Regions from separate parts of the Homo sapiens genome. Here region 1 is linked to region 2. The links are chromatin loops, found by intact Hi-C in ENCODE. Cell type or tissue: adrenal gland. All regions are shown on one strand.

Evidence for each region. Hi-C counts contacts between places; a loop is a spot of excess contacts. Peaks named below come from ENCODE experiments on the same cell type or tissue, not always from the same donor. Only the 100,000 strongest peaks of a DNase experiment are listed, where the experiment ranks them.
Region 1: it touches region 2 in a loop (2.3-fold over the local background); 16 of 110 quality-filtered maps call a loop at or near these places.

Annotation. Positions count from the first base shown.
Region 1 is chr9:124,418,456-124,420,955 of GRCh38, forward strand. No RefSeq gene overlaps it. Among named protein-coding and RNA genes, the nearest start is that of PSMB7, 4.3 kb to the left of the region's middle. In adrenal gland, CTCF peaks have their summits at 1,293 (motif pointing right) and 1,498; DNase peaks (open chromatin) are centred at 1,456 and 2,436.
Region 2 is chr9:124,479,692-124,482,191 of GRCh38, forward strand. It overlaps NR5A1 (nuclear receptor subfamily 5 group A member 1), which reads right to left. Exons shown (of 7, transcript NM_004959.5): 7 at 1,545-2,500. Among named protein-coding and RNA genes, the nearest start is that of NR5A1, 26 kb to the right of the region's middle. RefSeq lists an enhancer at 2,249-2,500. In adrenal gland, a CTCF peak has its summit at 1,059; no DNase peak of the experiment used is centred here; H3K27ac peaks cover 1,427 bases.

The DNA.
Region 1 (2,500 bases), 61 kb before region 2:
TCAAGAGGCTGAGGCAGGGGAATCACTCGAACCTGGGAGGAGGAGGTTGCAGTGAGCCAAAATCATGCCACTGCACTCCAACCTGGGCAACAGAGAAAGACTCTGTCTAAAAAAAAAAAAAAAAATTGGCAATTTGGAGACAGACATGCACACAGGGAGAACCCCATATGAAGATGAAGGTAGACACTGGAGTGATGATCCTATGGGCCAAGGAATGCCAAAAGTTGCCATCAAACCACCAGAAGCTAGGCGCCAGGTCTGGAACAGTCTGCCTCACGGCTCTCAGAAGAAGCAACTTTGCAGACACCTTGCTTTGGACTTGCACCCTCCAGAATGGTGAGACAATAAATTTCTGGTGTTTCAGCCACCCAGATTGTGGTACTTTGTTATAACAGAGCTAGGAAACTCAGACACCTCCTGAGCTCACAGTCCAGGGGAGGAGAGGAAGTCTCAGAAAAGAAAGACTCCCAGCGCTGTGTGCCAACTGCCAGGCGGGGGAAGCATGGGAATGCGAGTGGGGGGCACACACTCTAGGGAAGCCTAGAGGCTCAGACGGTGTGGAGCCCATCGGGACGACAAGGCAAGAGGGTCAGGCACGTGGGCGAAGGCTTGAGATGTGCCAAAAACAAAACCAAACCGAAAACCCTGGACATGGTTTTTAGGAAACAGTCGTGAGGCTTCTGCAGTGGTACCTGCAGCCTCCGGGGGGTGGTGGTGGGTGCCTGAGTCCCGCCGTAGGGTCTCAGTGGGAGCTAGGAAGCCAGGGCCCAGCCAGGCGTGGTGGCTCATGCCTGTAATCCCAGCACTTTGGGAGGCCCAGGCAGGCAGATCACTCGAGGTCAGGTGTTCAAGACTAGCGTGGCCAGCATGGTGAAACCCCGTCTCTACTAAAAATACAAAAGTTAGCTGGGTGTGGTGGCGCCCGCTTGTAATCTCAGCTACTTGGGAGGCTGAGGTGGGAGGATTGCTTGAACCTGGGAGGCGGAGGTTGCAGTGAGCTGAGATCACACCACTGCACTCCAGCCTGGGCAACAAAGCCAGAGTCTGTTTCAAAAAAAAAAAAAAAGAGAAGCCAGGGCCCCGGGCACAGCACAGAGAGCTAGGAAAGCCGTTGTAGAAATGATCTGTGACCTCGATTTGCTTGAGGGAACTTTCTCTTCCTACCTGGGTTTCTTTGGTATCTTTGATTTTTCACACCCAGACTGGGCTGAGGAGGGGACATTGTTTCCTCTTACAGCCTCTGGAGGTGGCCCCGCAGAGGCACTCAGAGCCCAGCAGAGGGCGACCAAGAGCCTCCAGGCGGCCTGGACATAAAGCAAGGGAGTCAGCCGGGCGGGGATGGGGGCAGCCGGGCAGGGATGGGGGCAGCCTCTGCACCTCCAGGCATGTGGAGGGCAACCCTAGATCCCTAGCACTCAGAGATCCCCACTCGGCCTCCCTGCCCAGCATGGCTGCTGCCCCCTGGGACTGCAGCCCAGCCCAGCTGGCCCTCCCCTGGGCCTGGACACAGTCCCACTTCATCCCTGGCAGTGCTACCAACCCCAACTCACCAGTGAAGCCACCACTTCTGCTGTGGATTTGGCTGGGTGACCTCAGGAGAGCCATCAGGCTCTCTGTGCCTCAGTTCCCAAATAACACAGTAACAACCAACAGTCCCTGAGAGCACTCAACATCCTGGGCTTGGACCCAGCCATTCTGTGTGCAGGATCTCATGATCACCCTGGACACCTAGAATGTGCCAGGCAGTAGGAAAGCACAATCAAGAGACAGACACAGAGCCTGTCCTCAGGGAGCTGGCAGTCCCCAGGGACCAGGCATCATGGCCCCACTTTATAGATGAGGCAACCAAGGCCCGGAGAGGTGAAGTCACTAGCTCAAGGTCATACCGCTGATATGACTTGAGAGTCAAACCACACCCCTCCCAGCCACAGACCACACACAGCACCACTTCCCCCACCCCTGACAATAAGGGCCCAACTGGAACCCGAGTTCCAACCGGAACCCAAGTTCCCTCGTATTCTGCCAGCACACAGGTGGGGTTTCCTCCTCCAGGACTCAGGCCAGCTCAGCTACTTGCCAGCTGCAGGACCTTAGGCTGGTGTCTTGACCTCTCCGAAGTTCAGTTTCCTCATCTGTAAAATGACAGACTGTTGCAGTGCTTATCCTGCCCCACACGCATCGAATAAGAACACGCATCGTAAACTATACAACACTTCATGTATTCATTATTTATTAAACCCTTCCTTGGTGCCAAGCTTGGTGCCAACCCTGTGCTAGATGACAGCCTTGGGGGCATTGGTCTGGCGTCTAGGCCTCCAGTTCACTGTGCTAAGTGCCCTAAAGGACACGAGCCAGAGCACAGCCAGGGAAAGAGCTTCCAAGTCTGCCTGAGGCTGCAGGTGGGCACCCAGAGGACAAGAGTTAGCATCAAGACCAGGGGACGAGGGTGCATCTCATGCTGCCGAGAGCTCAGCTGTGCGTGGCCCTGGCATCACCCTGG
Region 2 (2,500 bases):
AGAAGACAGCATGGCTCCGTGGGGCCAGCAGAGCCCCTGCCCTGTGCTGGGAACGCTGGGCCAAGTGCGGCACTCTATCCTCAGCGGGGACAGGAGGGGCGGGACGCTGAAGGGGCAGCAAGGAGGCAGGCAGGGCACTTGGTGGCCCCCCGACCACCTACATCTCAGCATCTTCACCTTCAACAGGCTCCTGTCTCCTCAAAAACCCATCATATGGGCTGTGGGGAAGGGGACAAAGGTGGGACCAAGGGGTCCTTTCCCATCCCCCACCTCCCTCCATTCCATATCCCTCTTGTCCCCTATACACACCCTCTCTTTACTCTCCAGCCAGAGTAACTTCTCCTAGATCCCCAGACACGGTGGCTGATACCCCTCCATCCTTCTGCTCACACTGTTCCCTCTGCCTGAACTGTCCCCAGCTCCTATCTAGCTGGTGAACTCCTGGGCATCCTTCAAAACCCAATTTGGATGACACCTCTGCTAAAAAGTATTCCTGTTCCCCAGACCCATCTCTCCCAGGAGCAGGGTCAATCACTTCCTCACCTTGTCTGTCTCAGGCATATATGCAGTATCACATCAGACTACAGTCTGGTTTAAGATAGTCTCCGCCTACAAGACTGGACATTGCCCAGGGCAGGAACTAAGGCATCTGCAGGTGCCAAGAAGAAGAGGGACACCTTTTTCTTTGCATAAAAGCCACTGCCAAACTGTGTGCCTAGGGCTGCATCACCTGAGAGGGAACACGTTTTTCTAATTTGCATGAAGCATCTGGAGGCCGGGGGTGACCCTGGAGAAGAACTAGTCAAGTTAGTCAAAATGGATCAGGACGATGGAGCTTTGTACCATGGCTGTGCCGCTTTTAGCTGTGTGACCTTTGGCAAGCTGCTTGGGCCCTCTGTGCCTCAGTTTCCTCATCTGTAACCTACAGAAGTGGCTTCAAAGAGCAGTCAGTGTGCCCAGATGAGGCGGGAAGCACTAAGCAGGGGGCCTGGAGTGGAGGAAGCCTCAGATGGCGGCGGTGCTCACTGCCGCCACCACGTGGGGCTGGGGAGGAACCTGTGAGGGACGTGGTGGGGCAGACAGGAAAGGGCAGGGCTCTGAGGGGTCTGGTCTCCCAGGTCTGTGGCTCATGGGCCCTTGGCAAGTGCCTTCCCCTCCTAGAGTATAACCCCTGCCTCACAGGGCTGCTGCGGGGACAGTGAGATGAGGGTGGCACACAGTAGGTGCCCCTTAAATGGCTGCTCCTTCTGCCCCAAGATGGGGGCTGAGCTGGCATGGCCAGCATGCAACAGGCAGAGAGGCTACAGCATCCCCCTGGCCTCCCAGTGCCTCAGGGTCCCAGGGATGAGGTGGGTCCCAAACCCCAACAGTGCCTGGTGTCCCCCCACCCGGCCCCGCCACCCACCTGCCTCCTCAGAGTTTTGAAGCAAAGAGGGTCTGCGTGCCACCTCCATCCAAGTCAGAGCGCTGCCCCAACCTAGACCACCCGGAATCCACCCGGGCCGTTCTGCTTTGGCCCCAGAACGTACACAGGCAAAGGTAGCTGGAAACTAATTGCGAAATTTATTCCAGGGCTGTGGGGGCTGGGGTGATCCTTAAGGGCACTTCTCGTTTCAGGGCTGTGGGTCTCCGGCCTTGGCAGGGGCACATGTTTCAGGGGGCGGGGAGGGGAGGTACTGAGACAGGGTGGCGGGAGGCGGGAGGCAGGAGGCAGGGGTGCCCAGTCTCCTCCAACTGGGCAGGCTCAGCACAAGCTGCAACAGTAACATGAAAGCGGGACGGACAGCAGGCACCCCGCCGGGGACAGGAGACAGCCGAGGCCTCTCCCTGGTGCTTCACCCTGCAGAGTGTCCTTCATGACCTAGGACAGGGGGTCAGGGAGCTGAGGGCCAGCTTCATGGGTTTGCAGCAAGGGACCCAACGGGTTGGAGCCACAGAGAGGGGATCAACAGCGCTATCCCTGATCTACAGGCCCGTGCCCCCTCCCAAGTTCACTTGCATTCCCACCCACAGAGACCTGAAGCCCCCAACAGGGCATCCTGCTGTTCACCTAGTGGGTGGAGGGCGGGCAACAGCGCTTCTCTGGATTGGGGCTGGGGCTCAGAAGTAATGACCCAGCACCACCCCAAGGGTACTTAGTAGGCGAGTGTCCGGGGAGAAACCGTCAGCTGTACTTAGTGGCAATCCCCAAGCCCCAGCTTCAGTCCTCAAATCTGTCCCCTTCCCTCCATCACACACACATTTCAAGGAGTGTCTAGAAGCTTAAAAACAAAAAGCGGGGAGAAAAACCTCTTGACTACAACCTTGCAGATAAATACCAGCCTGGGAGGGCCACCTCTGGGTGGGGCTAGGATGTCGATTGTACCAAACGTTCTCCTTGGGTGGGAGAGGGAATCAGTGATGCCTGGAGCAAAGTTTTTTCCCGATGATGTATCAATGCCCCCTCTTGCAGAGGTCAGGTGGGGTAGAAGGGCTAGGGAGAAGGTCTTTTTGTCCTAAC